Linked DNA regions of Mus musculus: region 1 is linked to region 2. Evidence: chromatin loops called from intact Hi-C (ENCODE). Cell type or tissue: left cerebral cortex. All regions are shown on one strand.

Region 1 (8,000 bases), 240 kb after region 2:
CGGGGAACCCAAAGACCCACTGAGCAAGAATATTTATGGGTGTCAGTTTGAAAGTCAGGAAATCTGTATGCTGTCAGGATAAAGACCTGAGTGCCAGGACACATCCTTAGGAAAAGAAGTTTACTTCCCTTCCTTTCAGATGTCTTTATCAACCTTTCTAGCTAATACCCTTTCAGATGCCCAAATCCTCATTTCTGAAATTAACCTTGATTAAAGATGATGTACATTGCGTTTACAAAATAGGACCTAAGAAATACATATGCTAAGAAATTGCTTTGTTAGTTTGACTCTACTATACTAGTTTTCTGCAGACATGGCTAAGAACAGTGGCATCTTTCTTCATAAATGAATCCTCACTAGTGGGTTCTATAATGTTATGTTTCAGGAAAACCATTTCCTGGGCAGAATTTTCCTATTTCTGAATCACCGAATTTGAAATCCTGTGCTTCAATAATATGCTAATTTTGTAACAGTCATCACACAGCTCAAAGATGCTAATCTTTTAAGATAAATTGTGTGAGGCCTACAATGAATTTTCTGACAAGATGATTCTGGAAGGAAGAAATGGAGAAAGAGGGAGATGCATGTGAAATGGGCTGTGATAAGTAGGCAGTTGAATCTCAATGCTTCCTGGACCCAGATTTTACTATGCTAGTGGACCAATAGTAATGCAAAACCTGAGAAGGGTGGATGACAATTTGTAACCCTTTCCAGAACACCCTTAAAGTTAGCTCTGTTAAACAAATTCTCAGGCTTCTCAGGTTTTCCATCTTTAACTCAAGCTTCTATGTATTTAGAAATTTTATTTTGTATTGTTTATAAAACCAAGGATAAACAAAGAATTGTAGGTAACTCTTATCATAGTTCTTGTTTAAAGTCAAAAGCTCCATTCTACTCTCTATTGTATCTCTAGCATTTAATAAAATATTAGATATATGACAGTATTCAATGAATATATTAAATGAAACAATGAATGTGTGAATGAATGAGATATTGAATAGTATTAGGGCTATAGGCATATCACCACAGAGAGATGTATGCATAGAAAGACCCCATTTTAGCATCTGTTCCATTATAACTGTTTGATAAATAGTGTCTATTCACTCTTTAAAAGGGGAAGCTGATGTGTTGAAGAAGTATTTGCAGCTGGATATACTGCTGCATGCCTCTAACCTCAGCACTGGCAAGGTCAGCCAGAAGGATGAGAATTTCAAGGACATGTTCAGTGGTACAGTGAGTTTCAGGAGAGCCTGGGCTAAAGAACTCTGTCTCAAAAAACAAACAAAAAAGTAAATAAAAGGAAGAAATGTCTAAGCCAGGAGCACCAAAAAGAAGGTCAGGGCAGATGGAGATTTTCAAAGGGCAGAAGAAAAAAAAAATATGAGAGAAAGCACAAGAAAAAGCTAGCTAGACATAGCATGAAACCTTCATTTATTTATACGTTTTGGTTTTCAAAAGAGTAACTCATTCTGTAGGCCAAGCTGGCCTGAAATCCACTATGTCAGTCATGATGACCGCAAGTCCATGACAACCCTCCTGTTCTAGCCTCCCAAGTGCTGAGATCATAAGCATGATCCACCAAGTCCTGTTCCTCCTAGCTTCTTATTGGCCTTGTTGGTTAATAGCATCTCATTGGCATTACCTGGATCCAGAGGGAATGTAAGTAGATCATAGCACCTTCTATGCTTTTTGTAGCAAACATAACCAAGAGAACAACCAAGAAAGCTTATTGTCATACATAATAGCACACATCTGACACATGTGTGCTCCTCAGGGAAGGTGTATTTCTCTATGTATGGCATGATACCCACAAAAGATTTTCAGAAATGTCACAGAACCAATTAAAAAAAAAGATGCTTTGTCTCAAGAGACAAGAAGTTTCAGGAGATCAATGCAGAGCTTCATGGTAGATATGGCTAGTTAGTAAAGTCCATTAGTAGATTCTTCTGGAGTCATTTCCAAAATGAGCAGATTACAAAGAATCTTCAGGAATCGGCTCTGCCCTTCATCATCAACAATGAAGGGTTCTAAATTTCTATCCTGCTTTTAGGCAACCAGTGGAAAGGGAAATTTAAATATATATATTTATATATATTTAAATATATATATATGAATGAAAAATATATTTAAATATATATATATATGAATGAAAAATAACTCTGCTGAATGCTGCTGAATATGTGATAATGTAATTAGTATTCCTGTCAACAGAATTGAAAATGAGATGTTGCATCTCTAGGGACTTTTACAAGTCTCTGTAAATAGTATATACATATATTGCTTTTCCATTGACGTCAACTTGAAAATAATCTTCATGGCAATATTGCATATTCAGCTTCCCTTCTACAGGTCTACAGCAGTGGGCAACTAGTCAGCCTACAGCAGACTTGGATACATGAAAAAGAAATTGGTTCCAACTACATTATTATTATTATCATTATTATTATTATTATTATTATTATTATTATTATTATTATTATTATTATTAAACAGGTCAAAACTGAAGCTTCTGGAGCTACACAGTTTTTTAGTGGCAACGAGCAAAATTCTTGAGGTGCTGCGGACCTGCAGCTCCATGCATTTCAGTTTGTAGTCACACCACTAAGTGTAGGCTTTTGAGATATTTTCCTGACTTGAAACTTTAGCCACGAACATACAGCTCTATTCCTAGTTGCAGTAAGAGATGGCCTGGCATTGTATGCTTGTTTCTGAGGAGGAAATCATTTTGTGTTGAAACCCAACCAGACAGAGGAAGTCCTGCTGAGACTGAAGGAAGCTCACTCATCCTTTACAAATGCTCAGGGAGAAAGAAAAACATAAAATTCTTGTCTGTGCAGTTTTAGCTTGCAGATATTGGGCAACAACCCACTGGATTATTTCCTATGCACCTGTATGTAAATAATCCGAATGGAACTCATTAACATTTAAATTCTAAGTTACCAACATATCCAAGGGAAAACTGATTAGATTCACTTGATTTGGTGCCAATACAGTAAATGACTTAATCTTTTAAACAAATCGAGGCAGCATTCTTCCATAATTTTGAAACACCATCCTTTTTAAAAAAAAATCATGATTTTGAAATGTGAAAGAAAGTAACTTATCCCCAAGAATTCCTTTTCCTTTATCACATAAATGTTAACTTTTATTTTTAGAGTCATGGAGATACTAGCCATGGTTTTTTATTATATTCCTCTAGTGTGTTATTTCTAACCCAAATGGCTTTTATTTTTCTTTGAAGAACCCAAATGCCTTTGGGGCTCAATATACTTAAGGAATATGTAAATGATAGCTTTGCCTTGTCAATCTGCAAGTGAAGATTTGGTAAGCCCTTCACCTACATCATCTGTAGCATAATAGCATTTTAATTTAGAGTGAACCTTTTTGCTTAGCCCATATGTATCTTGTATATTTTAAGAAAAACTATTTACAGAGACTTGTAAAAGTCCCTAGAGATGCAACATCTCATTTTCAATTCTGTTGGCAGGAATACTAATTACATTATCACATATTCAGCAGCGTTCAGCAGAGTTATTTTTCATTCATCCTTAAGACCCGGCATGCCCACCAGGTCAGTTTCAATAAGCACTACCTTGAGAATCTCTGCTGATGGTACACACAGATAATTAGGTGTAGTGTTAGGAAGAAATTTCACCCACCTCCAAAAGCTCAGCCTTGGAGATTTGCTCTGTTTCTCTTTCTTTGGGGGAGGAAAAAAAGATCCATTAGTTGCTAGAAGTGAGAGTACATTTATCACCCAACTCTCTCACCCCCACAGGTTAGGTATTTAATTGAAGGCTGGTTTTGGTTCTTAAGAGTAGCAAGCAGGGCTGCTGACAGTGAATACTGAAGTCTAGGTGAATGGTCTTTGCAGATTTGCGTTTTCAAGATACTGAAAATGTGCAGTTTGATTTGCACTGGCTTTATTCTGCAGAGGCTACTGAATGAATACTGCCGGTTTTATACCACAGCCCTATCCCTTTGAGATCTTTAATATGAAGCAGGAGATTAATGCCTAACACTGTACACCATCTACCTACCTCGCTTTATGAAGAGAATAGAGAAACTAGAAAATTCATTATGTGTGTTCTGTTTTCTATGACAGCTTTTGGTAGTATCAACTCAAAGCTGTTGAGAAGAACCCATCTTTGACAAGATGCAGACCTTGGAAGAAGAGTTTGCTAACAAACAACACGATCCAAAAATTGTTTCATTTTATACAGCAAATAGTAGCTTAGCTATCATGGCAAAATTATAGCAAAAGTGATTTCCCGTCTTTGTTACTCAAAGTGAAAAGGAGAAATCCTCACAGGCACACGCCTGGGGCGGGGGGGGGGGGGGGGGTCACTGCATAACTTGCTTTTGTGTTTGATTGAGAATATCTACTCTTTTCTCCTCAATCTACTCATCAAAGACCTTGGTGTAACTTGTCTTACCCTGCCCTTTTATGGAGGTAAACTCCATTAACAGCCCCAGCAAAAGGTACAATGGAAATTCAGAGAAGTTTCATGTTCAGGGCATTGTTCCACATGCAATGTCAGTAGCACTGTAAGAAGTCCAACTTTTTGAACATCTTTATTGTTATTTTTCTGGTAATAGAAGATAAAAAATGAATATATGGAACAAATCCATGAAGAAACATTTCTAAGCTCTGTTACTGAAAATGGTAACATTTAGAAAAATATGTAAAAAGAAAAACAAAGAAAATAAATGAGTTTACATTTTATAGATCAGTTTATTATGCTACCTCCAATAGTGAAACCATGTTTGATTTCATTCCTTTCCAAATTAAATACATTAAATAGTAAATACATTGAAATTCACAACTGATATGAGTAAAATGAAACATGCTATGTTCTTAGTCATTCTATGAAAGCTAACAATTCATTCATTATTGGACAGTCGGGGTGCAAGAGAAGGAAAATAGAAAAACATACCTCAATTATTCAACCTTTCAATTTATTTTTGTTTGAAGATTTCATATGCACATATGATATGGTTCAAAAACAGACACACTCTACTCCTCATCTTCCCTATACCCTCTACCACCATTCTTTTCCAATTCCATGGGGCTTTTGTTGTTGTTGTTGTTGTTGTTGTGGGGGGGTGGAGGTTTGTTTGCCTGTTTGTTTCACCTACCGAGTCTGCTTAGTGCCATGAGTTTGTATGTCAGTGCATCATCATCTACTTGCATGTGGGTGCATCCAGGGACTACATACATCCTTAAAGAAACCCAACTCTCACTTTCCTGAGAACTAGTATATTGTTATTATATAATAAATTTTAAGTAGTTAAAATGTATTCCTTAGAGGTTTTAAGCTCTTAGTAGAGAATCCACATGCCAATGCTGTCCTGATAACGATGGATAATGATGGAAATGAATGTTCCACATCCCTATGTCTCTTCCTCCTTCCCTCTCTCTCACTCTTTTTCTTTCTTTCCTTCTTTCTTTTACATTCTTCTTTTTTTTCTTGTTTTTGACCAATATCTTTTATTTAACTTTTTTTTATCCTTTGTGAATTTCACACCAGGCACCCCAATTGCATTCATCTCTTTGTGCCTTTGTGCCTACCCTCTGACCTTGCAACCTTCCCTACAAAAGAAAAGCATAGTTATTGTGGAAGCTGCAGTATGTCACAGTTTGTCCTACAGTATACTCTTTGGTCCACACTTACAAATGATTATTTAAATAAATTATTTGTCTGGGTTCTAGCACTTCAAGGCTTTTGGCTTCTGTTACACCAACAATTCTGGACCCTCATCTGTATTCCACTCTGATAGTCTGTTGTTGTCCTGTGTCATACATATTCTGCAGCTTTGAATATGTAGGACCAGCCATTCCATGTGTTCCAGCAGTTCATAGATGCTATAGATCTTGGACTGGACCTACTCAAAGCCCTGGATCTGGGCCCAGGTGGTAGCTGAGCTCACCACCTAATGCACACTCACACCACTAATGTTAACTCTCCGGCATTGCCCCACCTAGCTCACCCAATGCTGTTACTGATTAGGAACCAGCCCTCCTGTACTCATACCTGCAGGGATGGCTTTCCCCCATGACTAGGACCACTCCAAAAGGTTGCCCACTGTCTAATATGCTGTAGCCTGTGCAGGGAACAGAGGATGTCTCTCCCTCACCCAAGCACAGTGGAGAACTAATGAGGCCAGCTCATCCTTGACTCTGATACCAGGGTCAGCTCTACCGGGTTGTCCAGGTGAAGTGCAGAACCCACTCTCCCAAGGGCTACAGCTGCTGAGGGGCAGGAACAGCTCTCCCACCTGCCACAGATGGGGGTATTAATGATTACTTTTTTAAAAAACAGATAATGTTAATTGGGTCAAACAACCTTCCCTATTGATTTATACACACACACACATGCATACACATACACTGTTACATAGTAATATAATAAAAAGGCCAAGAGAATTTTACTTAGGCAAAGAATATACTCAATCTCTCCTCTAGATATTTTTAACTTATATAATGGCATTGTTTTTCTGGTTTCCTCTGATATGTTCTCTTAGCACTGCTATAGCAACTCACAAAGACAAGCTATGAGGTAAGTGAATTTTCTTCTTCCCAACTGCTAGGTCCAGAAAACTATTTAATGCAGTGGTCCAATTCCCACTCCATAGAGAAGGTTCTTTTCTGACTAATAGTAGAGTATGTAATGTCTTTCCAATCCTACTGTATGGTAAAGAGCACATCAACAGAAGCAGCATGAATGTTTTGTTTTTCCTCTCACTGGAGGAAAACAAAAACAGAAGACCAGACAATTGGACATGCCTACTGTGATAGCAAGGATGCACCCAAAGTTTATTTAAAACAAATAAAACTCTTTAGTAAAATAATCAATAGACGCTTAATACATAACTTTAATGACAAATTCAATGTGAAAAATGTCCAAACAGTAGCAAAAGTCCTAGAACATAGAAATGATCCTCTACAAGTGCAAGCACAGACTTGTTGGCTGAAGAAACACTGTGGTGACAGGCTGAAGGCATTTAGAGATCAATAGTGACAAACACTGCTATTCTAGACAGAATCTCGATTGAGGTCATTCTTTTGGACCAAGCCAGTCCACTGTTTTCTCCAATTATTTCCTGAGAGATGGCATAAAGCTTATATACATTTTGAATTCTGTTCTGTGTGATGATGGTTAATGATATGATATTTATAAAAATGATGATTCTATACGATGGAATGAATTGAATATCCAATGAATATCTCCAATGTTTTCATAAACTCACAGAGTGGGGATCCCAGATGACTTCCACAAAGGGACTGGTATTTTTGAAATAAGGAAACAGCTTATGATTCACAGGACTTGCTTGGTTCTGCCTATTTTTACTTACTTTAGTCTAAAATACCAGCCAGAATGACTAATGGAATTCACATGAGATTGATTCCTTTGTTCAAATCTCTGAGTGTAAGAGTCATGACACATGAAAGTTTAATTGGTTAGATTATAATTTCTTAGCAGTTATTCTCTTGAGTATATTTTACTTTTGAGCTTTTAAAATTATTTTTCACATATTGTCCATGCACATTTAGGAACAGAATCACTTAGGATATGATATGCATGTACTTATGTTTCCAGCCTCTGTGTGTGTGTGTGTGTGTGTGTGTGTGTGTGTGTGTGTGTGTGTGTGTAAGAAAGAGAAAGTTACACAGACCAAGGGGGAGATATAGATTGGGGGAGAGAGACATAGAGTTATGAAGTAAATGAAGTCTGTAGATGATCTTTCTAGGAGACAGTTAAGTACAAAGATTGGGCCAAGATCTTGGATTTGCTGTTACTTGACTTCAACAGAATAGAAAGAGGAGCAGGAGTTATGTTCAATGGCCCTATGTATTACGTATTCTCTAATAGCATCCACATGAATCTTCTTTAAGGAACTGTTTCTGGACATCATAATTCAGCATGTAAGGTGGAGCATATTCAATAACTATGGGGCAGAGTTTGGGTTTCAATGTAAAAATTACCCCTTAAAGTAGT
Region 2 (8,000 bases):
ACATAGTGGAGCATGTGTTCTTATTACCTGTTGTAAATTCTTCTGGGTATATGCCCAGGAGAGGTATTGTTAGACCCTCCGATAGTATTATGTCCAATTTTCTGAGGAACCTCCAGACTGACTTTCAGAGTAGTTGTACAAGCTTGCAATAGAACTCACTCTTAATAAAAATATGTACCACACTCTCCAATCCTCTGTTTATGAGATAGCTGACATTCTAACATCAGCTTTTTATGAATATATGTAAGTTTTCTACTCTGTGAGGTAGCAAGCACTGGCATGTCTATAGATCACCAACCTCTCACTACCTTCTAGCTTGCACTGTAATTAGTAGTTTAAGTACTTTTTATACCATAGACACTAAGTTTTCTAGGAAAGACCATGTCTTCTTACTCTTTTAGGGCCACAACTTAAGTACTATGACTAGTATATAATAATTAAATGCTTTTGGTGCATGTTCAGATGTTCTTATTGATCTGAGGAAAAAAAAAAGAACCCAGACTATGAGTAAAAGTCTCATCTTCATAGGGAGTTGATTGAATAACTTTATTTCCATTGCAAGAGAAATTTGTACTTCTTCATTTACAAAATTTTATATTGTTTCTTCTCAGTAGTATTTTTCTAAAATTTCCAAACTTCAAATCATTTTATTATTTTATTTATTTGGTCCCCATGATGAACTATAAATACTGTTACAATTCTTGTTGTTTTCCCTGAGTTGCAGAGAGAAAACTGAGGCTGAGAGAAGATGATCTTCCCAGGGGCACATGATAGACATGTCCATACAACTCTCTTCAGTGCTGACCTAAGGAATAATTATTGTGCTGTGTAGTGTTCATGCAGGTGATTTGGGCATATGAGACATATAGATACATTTGTTAATGATCCCTGTTAGAAATGAAATGTAAATGTGCTTGCTTTAAAAATATTTTGCTGGTTTCCAACAATGCATCTATTATAAAATTCACTTGGAGAGAGGTAGGTGTGGAAGTTCCTTGATGTTTGGTCTCTTAACTTTAAGTCTTTACTCTGTAAAAGTTTGTACCATAAGCTAGCCTAACTCATTCACAATCACTAAGAAAACATACTACTCTAAAAGATATTTTCTCTCTGGTCAGCTGCCTTCTTAATTCAGCTATCTATAAACCAGATTATGTAGACAAATGCACCCTTGAAAATATTCTATTAAAAAGAGTCACAGCAGCAGTTAACGCAAAGTGAACAGGAGGTCACCTTGGATACAAGTTCAAAGATATTCAGATTGTGGCAGACTTGTAGAAATATAGTGATGTTTCATAATAAATTAATGTATATATGGTGTCTTTCTTTGAAGTGTGAAGTTTAATTTTCAACACTAATTTTTAAAAGAGGAAAATAACAATTTTTTACAAGCTCAAAATACCCTTAGATAACTTAAGCTATCTCCAGGTGGAAACAATGGATTACTTAAGAACTGTTTGGTTTTTCATTGGGATATCTAGAAAAGTTAATATCTTTTTGGTGTATTAAGTGTATCCATGGAGGTATAAAGACAGCAGAAGTCCCTTGCCTTTCCTTTTCTGAACTGTGCCTTGTTCCCTATACCAGCACTAGCTCTGGTCTAAAATGCCTCTTTAGAGTAAAAATTTTCTCATTTGTGTTTCTTCATCTCATCTACAATTTCCTCCAAATAAAACCTTCACAACATACCACAATTGCATGTCAGATACAAAAGCCCTGGGGTGACATTTCCTGACAAGTCTTCCAATGGATTTTCCATACACACACATGAATAGGCACCAGTCCCTCAGCCCTAGTGAAACCTCTAGATGCACTTCACTTTCCTATATGCTAGTCCCCCACCTCAATCCATGACAATTTCCCTTCACTCAAATGAGTATTTTATTTTTAAGAACTAAACACTAATTGACTTTGCTTTCAACTTTGGATTCCCATAAACATGCTACTCAATCTTTTGTAGTTCACCATCTTTCATTGCATCCTCATCTGATGATCTCTGTCCATCCTTTAGAACTACTTCAAATATGCCTTCTCTCCTGTGAGACCTGCTTACCCTCTACAGTGAGTCAAGTACTTCTGGTGCTTTGCACATAGTGATCAGAAGACCACCATGGGCAGCTTATGTGTAGGTCTTTCTACTTTGCAAACAGCTTCCCAAATCAGTACGAGGTCTTGGCCAACACAAGCACTCATCTTTTTTGAGTTAATTGATGCATAGGGCACATGGAAATTTGGTACATGTGGAGAAATATTTGGTTGTGGTATAATGATAATGTCAGTGATGGTGATTTATATATAATTCATTACCATCTAAGATGTACCAAGGAATATCTTCTGAACTTTGTCAAAATTTCCATGTCCATATAACCTCAGGCAAGTGTGTTATTTAACATAAAAATTTTGAAGAGATGGAGCCAAAAATCTTAGGTGGGGGATTGTTAAGACTGAAGAAGCCTGGAAGTGGTGGCACATGCCTTTATACCAGCACTTGGGAGGCAAAGGCAGGTGGATTTCTGAGTTCAAGTCCAGCTTGGTCTAGAGAGTGAGTTCCAGGACAGCCAGGGCTACACAGAGAAACTCTGTCTTGAACACCCCCCCCCACACACACACAAAAAAAAGAGACTGAAGAATTTGGGGATCACAGAGGCAAAGTACCTACTGAAGATCTGACAGTTAATTACTTACATAGATGGAATTTAGGAAGAAGTTACATAGACTGTAGAATCCATGAGCCACAGCTAAAATGCCTCTTCCCATATCCTATCCTGAGTAGGAGATGTCGCTACTCTCCTTACGGTTTCATTTACTTAGTGCTTCTCAGAAAAATTCCTAAAGTAACAACTCTACTTTTCACTGGTCAGGATTACAAAGGCATGGCCCAAAAGTAGCAAAGGTTGAGACAGGATGATAGCCAGCCATCTTCTGGCATGATCACCATCATTATCTTTCAAGGTACTGAACAGTCTCCTTAAACTACTCTACATCTGTGTGAACCATGTCTGGACACACCCTCTGCCTCCAACTGCCTTCTCATTAGAATTCTGTCCCCAGGATCCACAAGGGAAATGTGAAGTTGCTACTGCCCATAGCTAGCATTCATGAGAAGAACAAATCCCCTACATCATAGGAAAAGACAGGAGCTAAAAGATGTTTATGCCTATCTCTCTCCTTTGTCTACCAAGCATTTCTATCTCACGTGCTTTTCTCTAGCACTACAATGAGAGTCCTCCTTGTATGCTTGGCTACGAAGAAGGATGAAGAACATTCTGAAGTCATTTCCTAAAATATGCATTGCATTTAGTTCTCTTTCTACTATCAGATATATGCAAGGTGAAGTTTAATACATTTATATTCCCTCTCCAGTCACATTTTGCCATCTGTGGTGCATTCAACAGGCCCAGAGAGGCCCACATCTATAATGGCTGTGCTTTAATATTCTGGATGCTACTATAGATACCGATAGACTTGGATAGAAACCAAAGCCTAGGGAAATAAGGGGTAAATTCAGCTTAGCTCCATTTCTTTAGATTATTTGCCTGGAGTAGAACATCCTAAAGTTTGCAGATTTCTATGTGACATTTTTTTAAATAGCTCTAGATGTACAGCCAGAAACTCTTTTAAAAAAAGAAAAGAAAAATAACGTCAAAGGTGACTCAGCCTAGCTGAAGCAAAAAAAGTTTAATTCAGAACATAATTTGCTTTCTTTTATTTGCACACTGCAGTTCTGGGGAATAAAAGCCATTATAGAATCAAAGGACAATTTGCTTTTTTGTTGTTGTTGTTCTGCACTGAATTTTTAAAGGCTTTAAAAAAAATAGCATAAACAGATAAATGATACCAGATTTGGTGCAGCTTAAAACTAAGTACCTTGAGCTCCTTCTCGTAATAAACAGAAGGAGTCTTGGCTCTCTGCTCCAAGCACAGGGTTGTGTGAGCTCAGTAAGACTGATTCTCCTCCTAGCCCCCAAAAGAAAAAAAGGTGAACCGAGGCATTGACAATGATTCTCAGGGAGATGGGGGTGTTAAAAGATGTTTAATTATGCATGTTCCAATCTTTTTGTTCTTTTATGAAAATTGTCTTTCACTATCTGTGTTAGCCTGTTAGCTCTGTTTCTGTCTTTGTCTCTCTCTGCCTCTGTCTCTCTGTGTCTGTGTCTGTGTTGTGTGTGTCTCTCTGTGTATGTGTATGTGTGTGTGTGTAAAATTGAGTGTATATTTATTTGTGTTTGTGAATGAGTGTGTGTGTTTCAAGTTTTAAGCCTCTCAGGAAAATCCTCAGTCCTTCCTAGTGGAGGAATATTGCAATAAGAAAAATCAGGGGAACATTGATCTATGCTTATGGAAAATAAAACAGAAAATTGAATAGGATAAAGGTAGTAAGGATTCAGATAAAATGAGCTTCTGTAAGATTTTCTGAGAATAGATTATAAAGTGTGGATGAAAAGGTTTGGGGGCAGTGGCAGAGTGTGAAGACATTGATATGAATTATGTATTAAATTCTGTGGCCCATCTTCAAGAAATGTCAGCAAAGTATGGGATTGGTTTTAATTACTTTTTGATTGTTGAGCTATTTCTCAAATGTGACATTGCACAGCAATGCCCTAGCTTATAACAGGAAAGAAAGGGATTACATATCAGAATGGAGAAAACAATTTCTCTTTTTAAGGAGTTTCTCATGTTGTGTGTGTATCCTTACAGTCCCTGTAAAGCCCTGGAAATATAGTTCCCTGGAGAATGTTGACCTGAGTGCAGAGAGAATGAGTGGATGGTTCTCTGTGCCAGACATTTGTTTCCACAATACTAATCAAGATTTTACTTCTGACAACTGAAGAGCAGGATTTATCCTTGCTTCTGCTGTCATCAGAGACAAAGGACAAGACTAATTATGATATAGTATCTACTAAAGCGCAGCTACAAAGTGAGTAAAAATAGATTGTAGGATCAGAAATGACCCACGATGCTCATAACCTGGGTAGGAAGTTACAAGTATATGAAGGGGAAAACCAGGGCCTAAGAGCAAGAGCAGTCAAGAAGTCACTCTTGGTGGAGAACTTATGTGCTGGCTTCCTATGCTCATGCTAGGTAAGGAGAATGTTCCAAATTAGAGGCTTTGAACTAGTTGTAGGGACAGTCCTATCTGAGGAGGAGACTGGAATCTGATTCCTGGTGGGAGAACCACAATTTCTTATTGCACTTGGAACAGCAGATCGTGTAGTTCACTCTGAGGATAATATAAGGTTCCACACCAGAAGGGTACATGGGACAAGCATGACAAAGCCAAAAGTCTTTTATCTCCTCTATATTTAGGAAGACTTATACCTGCATCATTTTATCAAAGCTGAAATCTGGAAATACGTTTGTCTTCCATTTTGCCTGTTTCTAGGGATATACTTGGAAACAGATTTTGCTATACAGACATTACTCAAATTCCCTGAGATCTTAGAAGCATTCAAAATCAAAAGGCTAAGTCTCACTGATAAGGTTCAAGAAAGTTTTTTTTCCTTCTTTAGAGGAACACCAGTGCAAATTTATGCTATTTAACAAAATTGGTGTTGTAATGGCCTAGAGTGCATGCTAAAGATAGGACCCAGGAAGAGAACCACTTTAGTCCAAGCTTGTAGTTGAGCTGCCATGGCAAAACAGGCTTTCTTATTCTTAATACTTACGTCACAAGGCAAATAACAAATAACACTTTAACTCAGAATAATTAGCTAACTAAATTTATCAGCACTCAGAACACACAGCAATGCCTTTACTTCCCTTCCTTATTTTATTCATTTTTCCTTAGAAGCAATGCTATTTCTATTACTTCTGCAGGCCCTCCTGCAACCCACCATTTTCCTGTGTTAGAAAAGACCAGTGCCCTCCCCACCTTGAGTGATCCATATTACCTAAAGTCACATATTGATTGGTAGCTATAACCAAATTTATGACTCAAAGACTTTGGAATTATGGAGCTATGTTTAGCCTCAAACCCATGCTAAATTACTTCAAAGGCCTGCTTATATTCTTGTATTTTCCAGCAAATGCACTAGTAAACCACAGAATTGAATTCTTTAATTTATAACTAAGTGCATATAATTGTTCAAACATCTGGTTTACAAATAACAAAATTATTCAATTTACTTCTCTGGAACAGTTCAAGTACTAATCATCATATTTTCTAATATTTTCCTGTTTGCACTTAGTCAAACAAATTAGGTTCTTGTATTTTAAACAATCAAATGCACTACCAATATCCCAGAGGTTTGATTTTGATCTATAATTTCTTACCCATTTCTGATATTTTGAAACATACTTTCATCTGAAGTTTTTGGGGTTTTTTTCCACGTTGATTTCCCCTAAGTAATTTGTTCCATTCTATTGTGTTCACCTCAGGATAAAAACTAGTGTCCAGGAACACTGTGTGAGAATATGTATAGTTCACTCACTGAGATTTCCATAGATTGTCAATTGCAAGATTATTCTAGCATCTCAAATTGTGATAAATGGCTATCCACCACTATATTTGTTTTTTCTCTATGTGTTTGCCTTTTCATTATGTTTGTGATTTCAAGGTCAGAACATAGCTGTCACAGCTTCTTGTGTGTCTTATTAACCAGATACCACCCATGGTGGAGGAGGAAACTAAAAAAGACATCTCCCTTCTTTAACTCTTTTCTTAATTAGGAATACTAACGCCAAGATGCCATCAACTGGCATTCTTTTTAGAGAAAGTATCCCAGAAGAAACCTACTAAAATTCCCGCACCCAAAAAATAAAGAAAAACACAGTATTTGCCTAGCCTAGCCTTGAAATATGTCCTACATTAGCAACTTCCAATGTTGATTCCATTAGAGAGAAAGGTATATGAGACCATGGAGCCAATTATAAAACTACATGATTAGCAAGCAGTCAAGCCCTGTTTTTTATTATTCATTATCCTTTCAATATTCATGTATCTGAACTGGAAGTCAACTTAAAACCAATAAATTGTTCTTTGAAAACAATACCATAACCTTCTTTTCTTTTTCCAAAATGAGAAACACCTTTTGCATTGACTATAATATTTATGTATTGCACTAAGTATACATATTTAAATGATTATGGGAATTCAAAACCATATAAAATAGTGTATTTTCATTCATGCATTTATTCGACAGTTACTTAATAATTACTATATCCAAGGCTCTGTTTTAGTTACTGAATGTTTATCAGGGAAAAAAAGCAAAGCAAAATGAAAATCGACAAGAAGGCCTGCCCAAGAGATTCTAGCAGTTACCAGTAGCTGATGCTCCCCCCTCCTTTGCTGGAGAAACACACTTCCTATATTGACTTAGTTATACAATTTGTTTTAGATAATGAAATGGTAGTGATTATGATAAGTGTTATTTCCAAGTAGAAGCTTCTGTTCTCTTCTGTCCAGACAAAAACAATTCAGCTTGGAGTACCCAGAATAACACAAGTCACTGAAGAGCCTTAGCCAATTCATGGAAATAAGATAGTTTGTGAGTAACTGATTGAAGTTATTTCTTACCATAGCACGGCAAGCTAAATAAACTCATTTTGTAAATAGTATACTCAGTACAAAGACACTGTGTACTCTTGGAAAAGCACAATAACAGAGTAGAACATGCAGGACAGTAGGGAAGGCTGTGTATCATCAAGTGCAAGCATTGCCTAGGACCATGAGGGTAGACCCCAGTGGGAAAATGAGATTGTAGGTGCATTCTGAAGAATGGCAGGAGATTTACCATGAGGATGGATAAGCTAGATGCAAGGCCCACAGATGAGAAGCTACTTAGAGACTTTGGCAAAAATCAATGAGTTTCCTTTAGCTACAGGAAGATAGCTAGGTTCTAAGGGATAAAGGGCAATACAGCATTAAGCCCGGGGGCAAGTCATGGAGACATTGCAGAGTTTCTCACAAAGGAATGAAAAACAATATCTTAAAGTATCATTTTTGCAGCCATGATCAGTGTTATTAAGGAGGAAAGGTAACTCAGGGGGACTAGTAAGGT

What was found. Peaks named below come from ENCODE experiments on the same cell type or tissue, not always from the same donor. Only the 100,000 strongest peaks of a DNase experiment are listed, where the experiment ranks them.
Region 1: it touches region 2 in a loop (4-fold over the local background); 2 of 42 quality-filtered maps call a loop at or near these places.

The regions. Positions count from the first base shown.
Region 1 is chr12:46,320,726-46,328,725 of GRCm38, forward strand. No RefSeq gene overlaps it. Among named protein-coding and RNA genes, the nearest start is that of Gm40416, 120 kb to the left of the region's middle. In left cerebral cortex, no CTCF peak of the experiment used is centred here; DNase peaks (open chromatin) are centred at 2,752, 3,588 and 7,297; H3K27ac peaks cover 890 bases.
Region 2 is chr12:46,080,007-46,088,006 of GRCm38, forward strand. All of the region lies in intron 2 of Gm33811 (a long non-coding RNA gene), which reads left to right. Among named protein-coding and RNA genes, the nearest start is that of Gm24948, 100 kb to the left of the region's middle. In left cerebral cortex, no CTCF peak of the experiment used is centred here; DNase peaks (open chromatin) are centred at 3,416, 3,652 and 7,491; H3K27ac peaks cover 1,646 bases.